Linked DNA regions of Homo sapiens: region 2 is linked to region 1. A link is an interaction called in ENCODE POLR2A ChIA-PET data of the cell type or tissue named here. Cell type or tissue: GM12878. All regions are shown on one strand. Links, peaks and the distances in the headings refer to the core of each region. The heading gives the core; the rest is flanking DNA. Region 1 has its middle 430 kb from the start of NELL2. Region 2 overlaps NELL2 (neural EGFL like 2).

The links. Peaks named below come from ENCODE experiments on the same cell type or tissue, not always from the same donor. Only the 100,000 strongest peaks of a DNase experiment are listed, where the experiment ranks them.
Region 2: POLR2A ChIA-PET joins it to region 1 with 5 read pairs; 3 of 35 experiments call an interaction of 5 or more read pairs at or near these places.

The regions. Positions count from the first base shown.
Region 1 is chr12:44,443,132-44,448,524 of GRCh38, forward strand. No RefSeq gene overlaps it. Among named protein-coding and RNA genes, the nearest start is that of NELL2, 430 kb to the right of the region's middle. In GM12878, for the core only: no CTCF peak of the experiment used is centred there; DNase peaks (open chromatin) are centred at 2,010 and 2,580; H3K27ac peaks cover 458 bases.
Region 2 is chr12:44,508,511-44,513,903 of GRCh38, forward strand. NELL2 (neural EGFL like 2) reads right to left here. Exons shown (of 20, transcript NM_001145108.2): 20 at 1-474. The coding sequence ends at 424. Among named protein-coding and RNA genes, the nearest start is that of NELL2, 370 kb to the right of the region's middle. In GM12878, for the core only: no CTCF peak of the experiment used is centred there; a DNase peak (open chromatin) is centred at 2,971.

The DNA of each region.
Region 1 (5,393 bases), core at 63-5,062:
TTTTTCTCTGCCTAAGGAATAAGGAGGTAGAGTATTTCTGGTGTACGTATATATGTTATTTGTGTAAAAACTACATGTATACATATATTCAACATTTTATATTTTATTGTATAGGTACATGTTTACATATATTTTACTTATATGTACATACATACATATATATATTAGTAGGTATTTTTGCTTCATATGCCTTATTTTCTTTATCAGCTCTTCAGTAGTGACTGTATTTGATTTTTCATAAATATTTCCATGGAATATTGTTGATTTTTCTTCTTAAATGGATGAGCCACTTTTGTCCAAGGTTAATGGAGGACGTGTTGTCCTACTGGTCGTTTTTTAAAATTCATAAATCTATCCAGTTAGAAAATTTTAATGTTTTCAGAAAGGTTACAGGAAGAGATGTAGAGATCATGTGCTTATTAAAGAAAATTGCTTTAGACATTTTAAAAATGAAAAATGCTATTTCTGGGCATTTACACAACTACAAATGTAAAATTATAATGGGCAAGGTGACTCTGGTTCAACATAGGTACATTAACCAAAATCACAAGTCACAGCTACATCCAGATTGCGTGACCCTTTTGTCTAGTTTCATGGAAAAAACATTAGATAAGGACCCAGGTCTTATAGGAAATATAAAAAGTAGTCTTGACCTAGGGCCAAAAAGGACATTTGCAGGCAAAATTAGTGAGTGAGAAGACCACTTAAAATATTCCGAGTACTGCAGATTGTATTTCAGAGGACTCCGTGTTTGGAGAGCAAAACTGGTGGGGGGATCTAAGTTTACTTGATGTGGAGAGAGGCTGGTATTCTCTTAGCTTTAGAAAACAGACAAACAGAATATTTGCACATAGTTCAGGTTCTGCCCTATGCCTGTGTATCAAAACCATAAAACATTTCATAGATATTAATATTTTACTCTAATTTTATGGCACATAAAATTGGTCAATATCGTGAGTGTGTTATAATAATAGCAATTCCATTACTTACTAATTGTTGATCTTAAGTCTAATACTTTGCTTTTCTTAGACTTAGTTTCCCATCTGTAAAAGGGAAAAAATAGTTTTTTTTGTAAACATCTTAGAATTGTGAGGATTAAAAGAGAAAATATTCATGCAAGTTCTATATAAATGTAAAGTATCTTTGATGAACATTACATTTAACAAACACTTGATCAGTGTGTCTCCATGTACAAATAACATAAAGATCCAGAAACTTCTTGCAAAGTAGCAGTAAAAAAGGAAGGGATAGAGGGAGGGAGGGAAGAGAAAAGAGAAGGGAAAGAATAAATCAACTAATCTATTTAAGACACATTTTCTCTAAAAAAAAAAAAAAAACCCTGAATTTAGTCTTATTGACTCTTGTGAATAGACATCATGCTCTCCACTGATGAGCTCCTATTAGAAGTACTAAACCAAACAAAATGTAAGAAAACACTACTAATTCACTTGCCATAGGCTTAGAATTTGTAAAAGCAGAGAAATACTGTTTTATAGTCATGTTTTACTATCCATGAATATCTATCAGCTAAGAAAATTCACATATGTAAATAAGATTATAGGTAGAAAGAAAGTTTAAAGCTCTTGAAAATAAACTTTTCAAGATGCCCTCAGGCCCTTTAACAATATAATTTGCATATAAATAATTGACACCTAATTATAAATCATTTTGATCTGTTCATCAAAGCAGGTTCCAAAGGACTGCTGGTAAGCAGGGCTTTGTTTGCCTAGTTCCAATTACTGTATTAATTAAAATTTAATTGAACAACCAAGCTTAATTAATTAATTAAATAACATAATAGAAAAGGAACAGTAAAAACAGTGCAATTTTACAATTATGACTGCTAGTATCAGATTAGCTTCCCCAGGACATATGAATTACTGCAGTCTTCATGCAGTTGCATTTACTTTCATTTTTTAACCCTTTAATTCTCAAATGTTTCACATTTGTAACCTTTGAACTTCCCATCTCCTAACTCTGTCAAGTGCAGTCTTGACATGTTTGTCTTTAGCTTTCACATCCAAGCTCCAAGGTGGGTTTGTTCAGCCAGCTTATTCATAAATATTTGAACTTCACCAAAGTGTGTAGTTTTGGTTGAATGATTTACAACAGAGACAGAGAAGGTGGTGTGACATTATGACTCATAGTCACAGCTCTGGTTTTAAGACTTAGGAAAATCCCAGCTACTCAGGAAACTGAGGCAGGAGAATCGCTTGAACCAGGGAGTTGGAGGTTGCAGTGAGCCGACATTGTGCCACTGCATTCCAGCCTGGTGACAGAGAGAGACTCCGTCTCAAAAAACAAAAACAAAACAAAAACAAACAAAAAGACTTACGAAAAACTAATATGAGAAGCTTGATTAATTTTCACAGCATTTTGTTAGTCTGCTTAATTTTCGAATTCTCTTTCGTACTTAGAAAATGTGCTTGGCCTAGTAGTTCCTTTCTTTAGGATTGTTAGCAATTCCTGGAAAGGGTCTAGGGAGTAAGTAAGGTTACTGAGTTGGAAGTTTTTCAGTTCTCCCTCAGCCTTTAAATAAAGCCTCTGATCTAGAAAATTGGTGAGAGCAGTGCTGTGTCTTGACTTTGGCCCCATTACAGACAGTTGCTGATTCATCTGAGCAGAACTCTCACTGTACTTTGCTTGGTCATAGTCAGAAGAGAGGTGAGGTAGGAGTCTCATCCTGGGAGTGGACATGCAACACAAAGGGAAAATATTAAAAGAGAAGCTGAGACTCAGGGTCACTGTACCTGTCAGTTTCCTTGCCCACCCCATTCCCAACCAGCACAGCCAAAAACTATCCTCCCAACATGCCAACTCTTTCTCACTCTCTTTCCCGCTTCATTATACATTGAGCAAATGATCACCTCTTGTTACCATGAAGCTTCCATTATTTTTTGACCCACTGCAAATGTGTTTGGGCAGTAGAACAAATAAAACACCTTTCTGATTGTGTTTGGAAAGTTTTTAGAGTAATAGTATATTAAGCAGTTGCCAGGCATGGACACTATAATGGGAGGACAGGAACCATGGCTTTCTTTTTAAATTTTTGCTTCCTGCCTGTAGCATCCATTATCATACCTGGCATACCACAGGGTTCTAATAAATGTTTGGATAAGTAGCAATGGATAAATAATCTTAAAGTCACTGCAGAAACAAGTCTTGTCCTTCGGGTCTGATTTGCCAGGCTTCATTGTTCTATTTCTCTCTGTTTGCTTTTTCACAAGTCCTGTTGTTTTGATAAGTGGGTGCTATAAAAACAATTTAAATTACCACAAGGTTAATTCTTACATTGTATTGTAGTCAAAATGATGCAGATTCGTAGGAAATTAAGACTCACTTGCATGAAAGTTTAAATGTATTCTGTATCAGTCTAAAACTGAGGACGCACTTGGCTGAACTCCGGAGGTATAGAATGTAGTATTTCATTAACATTTCCTGGTAGCTTTCAAAATGTTATCCAGTGCTCAGGCAACAATCCAGGATTCCTGCTATGGCTAATTTAAAATCCGCCAAAGTCAATGGTCATTCTTCTAAAGTTAGAAAAAAAAATCAATAAGTCAGTTCAACATTGTGGTTTTCAAGACTTCAGCATCCAGTAACGATGGACTGCGTAATTTGGAGTAACACTGTCACTGAGGACAACTAGAAAATATGGACAAGAGATAAAAAATCATCCACTTGAGGACATCAGAGAGATAACAGAACAATGAGGAATATCGGGCCAAGATTGGAAAAAGAAAGGGACTCCTACCCTAATGATGTTAACCCAGTAATTGGGGCTGGTTTTGCCCCGGGAATATTTGTTGATCCAGATGAGGCTGCTAAGACTAACTAGAGTTTTCACAACCTTAAAAAGGGTACACGGCTGAACACTGAGTTTGGTAAACCACCTTTATCTTGGATTGGGACTCAAAAGGCTATGCTTCAGGAGTAAGGGTAACCCAGAAGTAAACTAGCCTTCTCCCTAGCTCTAGCCTGGCCCAGATCACCCAGAACAATCTCATCCTGAAATTGGATTAAAATAATCCTTGTTGGCCTGGTGCTGTGGCTCATGCCTGTAATCCCAGCACTTTGGGAGGCTGAGGCATGAGGGTCACCTTAGCTCAGGAGTTTGAGACCACCTTGGGCAACATGGCAAATCCCAGTCTTTACCAAGAAATTTAAAAAAAAAAATTGACAGGCATGGTGGTGCACACCTGTGGTCTCATCTACTCAGGAGGTTTGGGAGGATCGCTTGAGCCTGGGAGGCTGAGGTTGTAGTGAGCCAAAATCATGCCACTGTACTCCAGTCTGAGTGACATAGTGAGAACCCCCGTTAAAAAAAAAAAAAATCCTTGTTTTTTAATGCCCCCCAGGTACCTATAGAAGCAAATAAAAATTCTCCTAGAGGAATATAATATTATTCTATGCCTCAAATTATATCTAGGAATGTTTTTTTCAAACCAAAGTCCTGCACACAGTCAATGATATAACCAAGCCCATGAGGAGATAAGACAACATGAATGAGAACCAGCAGAAAAATATAGACGACAGGAAACATCCAGAAGCTGCAGATATCAAGTGGGAATTATTAGATTTCAAAGTCACTAAAAATAATTTAAAATTAATTTTATTTCAACTAGAATTTATCTAGTACTAGTCTAGATAAATTCAAGGATATAAATACAAATAGGTTATAATCTCTACTTTCAGGAAAATTAGAGTAAAGACATAGAAAATATGTATGCAGTTTTCCTCTTTTATTTATTATGTTTTTATGCAAGGACTGGTAAAATAAAAGAGCAAAGAAAGAAAAAGGTAAGGGAAATTTCTATCCCCATTAGCTTCCGAGCAAGCATGAGAAAGAGGAATTTAGAGGCAAATATCACTATAAGGGTAAATATTAGAAATAGGGAAAATTGACCAAGGTGATGGAAGGAGTGGCTCATCTGAGAAAGTAATGATTGGGCTAAGAACAAAGCATAGGATTTTACTGGTGTTATCTTCTAAATAATAGCTTGAATACATGACTCCTTGACTTCAAACCTGTAGTGACTCTGTATCCACTATATGATAATGTCTGTGTAGCAGGCTTATTAAATTTACTGAATCAGAAGGTACAATCATTTTTCAGCTAGATGTAGAATTAAATTAAATTAATTAATTAAGTCTAAATTAATACTTTAATTTACCATCCAATTTAAAGCTAGGGGTTCCCGCAGCAAGGAAGTGATATGGGAGCATGGTCTGGTTTTCTTTTCTCTGATTCCCCCTCTCAATCTCTTCCCCCTAGCTTTTAGGATCTGAGCTAGAGAAAAAAAAAGACTAAGAAAAAAAGAGGTAGTCATTTAATCAGATGGGGCTGCATCAACTTCTCTCTTAGCCACAAGTGATCTTCCAACAGCTGCATT
Region 2 (5,393 bases), core at 182-5,181, 65 kb after region 1:
TGAAAATATAATTCATTCACTGCCTGACATTTTATTTCTTGCAGTGAGGAACCTAACTGATTCTTGAAGATTCTGATCTAGAGGAAAATTTTCTGCACCAGTGAAGCTAGAGGCTTTCACAGATCCAATGGGCTCAGGCTTTCTATCCAGGGTTCAGGATGTCACGGTATATACTGTACGCCCATTCTTCTACATGGTGATGTGAGACACAGTAGAGGCAGACTTGAGGTCTAATTTTGCCCCAGTAATTTTCCTTTTGTGATTTTGTCAAGCTCCACAAATTTCATAATTGAAAGTTCACTCAGCTATTAACAAAGCTGCATTTAGCTGCCCACAAATCACCCAATTTAAGTTTTAACTTCTTTTTGGTCTTTTAATGAAAGAACATTCTTTTAACAGAAATCTCCCATGAGACAGTTAACTTCACAGTTCCTGAAGGCACTGTGGATCCACTGAGCAACAGATGTGGCCATTCTAGATTTAAAAAAAGTAGAAAGAAAAACAGTATGAATTTTTAAGCCATTAGTAAATGATCACATTTATTGATTGGTACTTACAAACAAAACTGTATAATTTATTTCTGCATTCCTAAAAATTCAATGGCCCAATCACTTTTCATGACTCTACTATTGCAGACTCAATTATTATGCCCATTGTATTTGTGGGAAGTCATAAACTGGCTTTATTTACTCATTGGCATCCTCTGTATCACATTTGTTCTTTCATTTATTTGCAAAATATGTACTAAGTCTATGTAAGCACTAAGTATATTAATAAATAAAGCAGACATGGTCACTAACCTCACAGAGCAGGGTTTGCAGTTTATCTAGGGAGAAAACTAGTAAGTACCATGCAAACATATAATCAAAAATTGTGAAAAGTGCTAGAAAGGTGCTATGAACTAAATGTTTGCATCCTCTTAAAACCCACATGTTGAAATCCTAATCCCCAGTGTGATGGTATTAGGAGGTAAAGCCTTTGAGAGGTAATTAGTGAATGAGGGTAGAGCACTCATGAATGGGATCAGTGCCCTTACAAAAAGATGAGAACACATGCGTCCTCTCTCTCTATCTACCATGTGATACAATGAGAAATGGCCATCTGCAAACAGGAAGTGTGTCCTTGGAGATACCAGATCTGCCAGGGTCTGGATCTTGGAATGTGAGAAATGAATTTCTCAGCCTCCAAAATTGTGGGGAATGAATTGTCGTTGTTTAAGCCACCCAGTCTATGGTATTCTGTTACAGCAGCCTGAACTGACTAAGACAAAAGGAAATACACTAGGTGGTTGTGTGAGATTAATAAAAGACTAGCTACTTAGTCAATGTCCAGGGTAGACTGTTCTGTGAGGTGATATTTAAACCGAGACCTGGAGACTGCATGAAAAGGTGGCCAAACGCACAGAGGAGAGTTTTGTGTAGTTAAGAAACTGAAAAAAAGCTTTGGGTAAGAATTTTCAGTTAGGGAAGAAAACTGTGGTGATGAAATAGGATAAATAGGCAGGGAAGGGCCAGATATGCATAATTAGTTTTTGATATAAGGTATCAAAACAATATAGTGTTGTACAAAGAAGAAAAACCTTCTATCCTATTCTTTTGATTCCCTGCACTCTTACTTTTCTCAACCAGCTAACTCATAGATAATGTTAATATCGTTTTTAAAACCGTGATGATGATAATATCCCTCCATTCCTTAAGTGTGTACTCTGTGTCAGACACTTTGCCAGGCATTTAAAATACATTATCTAATTTCAACCGCACAGCATTCCCAGTTGGATTCCTATTAATAGTCACACGTTTTAGATTCAGAAACTGAAGATCAGAAAGCTTAAATATCATGTCCAAAATCACACAGCTAGTAAATGGTAGAGCTAGGATTAAAACTCAGGCTAGCCTGACTCTAAAATACATCCTCCATTATATAGTTTCTCTCAGAAAATTGGCTTTTGATGATTGAAATGCATTATACTTTAATATGATAAAAACTGAAAGTGTCTTTGTTTCTATAAAAGGAAACCTGAAAAGATTTTGATAGTCTAGCCTTTGCTAAAGCACACTGATGAGGAAAAAGCCAGTATATATCCAAGAAGAATATTATCAGTTTAACTTATTTGCATCTTTTCTAACTTATTATTAAGCTGAGTTCATATTCTGGCAGTGACAGACTCAACCATTTCTTAGACCCCTAGTGGCATTTTAAAGTTTTGTCATCATATCTCCAGCCCCTAACATATTCCTAGAGACAGAACTGTTCGATTGAGACTTGTAGAACTCAGCTGTGCCCTAGAATCTCCAAGATGCCCCAGGCTGGAACCATCTTTGCCTCTCCTGTCTGACAAAGGCCACTCTGAGGTGCCGGCTCAGAGGCACAGGTTTTCTGACCATAACCAGGTCACACAATCTTTCTTAATTCATTGGCCCAACAAAGTGATGGGTGTACCAGTTCCTGGGAATATCAGCTCCTCAAATTATATGGCTTTGGAGCAGAAATATAATTAGGGAATTTCTGGAGCTTTCCATCACTGAGTATGTGCAATTAGCATTAGAACCCTATGGGGAAGAAACCATTAATATTGCACCCATAAGTATGTCTTAGGAAGGGTTTCTTTGTTTTCTAAAATCTTCCAGGAGTGTGTTGCTTATTCCATATTGGATATGTTCTGCTATAACAGGATTCTACAAACCATATCAATGGCAGCTCCTTAATTAGGGAAGCATGGACAACTAATAAAGCATCCTACTTGGGTTCCAGTTTTACTGATAGCATAGTTTCTTATATAAGACTAACCCTCCTATAGATAACAACTATAAAGTCTGAACAAAATACAAAAATAACAATTGAAAGCAATAGAGAGTGTCAGGCAGACACTACAGCAGTTTCAATCTTTGAAAGAAGGAAAATGTACTGTGTGAGTGTTGTTTTCACTTGGTATTCCCCCTTAGGGCACTCCCCAGTCTGTGCAGCTTGAGATAACTATAAGGAAAGCAGAAAGCCACAATCTCACTGAGGTGTCAGAGGACAGCTTGGGAGTTGTCAGAGTGGCTGGAAATTGAGGGGGAAATATCTATAAAAGAAGAAGTGAATCAGTAAACAAACTCCTTTTAAATCCTTGGCTGATCTTTGAGTTGCAGAAGAGATTCTAAAGAGCAAATCAAGAGAGCCACAGTTTGAAGGTTGAAAGATATGAGAAGAGCTTTCAGATGCTGCTCACTGAAGCAGTGCGTCAGATCTGTGTCCTTCTAAGATATAAAGGATTGATAAACAGTTTAAGTTTTCCTTAGACTTCTATCTCTCACCACCTATAAAAAATCAACTAAAAATGGATTAAAGATTTACATGTAGTATTAATACCTGCAACTATAAAACTACTAGAAGAAAACATAAGACAAATGCTTCAGGACACAGGTCTAGGCAAATATTTTATGAGTGAGACCACAAAAGCACAGGCAACAAAAACAAAAATAGATAAATGAGACTATATCAAACTAAAAAGCTTCTGCACAGCAAAGAAAAAAATCAACAGAATGAAGAGACAACTTGCAGAATGGAAGAAAATATTTGCAAACTATTCATCTGACAAGAGATTCATACCCAGAATGTACAGGGAACTCAAATAACAGCAAAACACTGCAAGTAATCCAATTAAAAATGGGCAAAGGATTTGAACAGATATTGCTGAAAAGAAGTCATACAAATGACCAACACATATATTAAAAATGCTCAACATCACTAATCATCAGGGAAACGCAGGTCAAAACCACAATGAGCTATCATCTCACTCCAGTTAGAACAGCTTTTATTAAAAAGGAACAAATTACAAATGCTGGTGAGGATGCAGAGAAACAGGAACCCTTGTGCACTGTTGGTGGGACTGTAAATTAGTAGAGCCATTATAAAAAACAGTATGAAAGTTTCTCAAAAAACTAAAATAGATCTAACATATGATCCAGCAATCTCACTACTGGGTTTTTACTGAAAGGAAAAAAAAAATCAGTATATTGAAGATATATCTGAACCCCCATGCAGTATTTTTCACAATCACCAAGATATGTAATCAACCTAAATGTCTATCAACAGATGAATGAACAAAGAAAATGTGGCATATATCCACAATGGAATACCATCCAGACATAAGAAGAATGAAATCTTGTCATTTTCAACAACATGGATGAGACTTGGAGGACATTATGTGAAATAAGCCAGGTGCAGAAAGATACATACTACATGTTCTCTCTTATATGTTGGAGCTAAAAAATTCATCTTATAGAAGAAGAATTATGGTGATCAGAAGCTAGGAGGAGTATAGGGGAGAGGAGGATAGGAAGATGTTGGTTAAAGTATACAAAATTACACAGCTAGATAGGAGGAATAAGTTCTAGTGTTCTATAACACTGTAGGATAAATATAATTAATAATAATTTATTGTATATGTTCAGAAATCTAGAAGAAAGGATTTTGAATGTTCCCACCACAAAGTAATAAATGCTTGAGGTAAAAAATACCCTAATTACCCTGATCATTGCATACTGTACATATGTATCAACACTCTGTACCCCCATAAATATGTGCAACCACTATGTGTCAACCAAACATAAAAGGAAAAACCAAATAATCCAAGCTTTCCATTGAAGGCCTAAAAGGGCCATGATTAGGTGTAAAACAATACCTACAGATTAAGAGATTCATGCTAAAACTAAAGGTAAATTTGAAACAGACCCCCCCTAACTGGTGTAAAGCCAACCTCTAATAAGTGCTAGGTTATTGGCTAATAATTTACAACCTGCTAGAACAAAAACAGTCTTCACAAGAAGCCAATGGAACCTATGATCTATAAAACATATCATCCATCATATCCAATATATTATAAAAATTAATAGACGTGAAGAAAAACAGGAAAATGTGGCTCCTAATGAAGAGAAAAAGCAGTGAATGGAAAATGACTCGAAGATGATCCAGATGTTGTAATTAGCAAAGACTGGAAAGTATCTATCATAAATATGCTCAAAAATGTTAAAAGATACAGTCATAATGAATGAATAAATGGTAAAACTTGGCAGAGAAATTAAACTACTAAAAATTAAGTGGAAATTCTGGAACTGAAAAATGCAATATCTGAAATGAAAAGATTCACTGGATGAACCTAATAGCAGATTAGAGATGGCAGAAGAAAAAGCCAGTAAATTTGAAGACAAAGCAATAGAAATTATCCAATCCATAAAACAAAGACAAAAATATTGAAATAAAAATAGAACTTTAGTGACCTTTAGGATAATTAAACCATCTAAGCGAATGTTTAATTGGAGTCTCAGAAAACTATGAGAGAAAAAAATGTGGCAGACAAAATATGTGAAAAAACGATGGCTCAACTTTTCTCAAGTTTGGTGAAATGACAT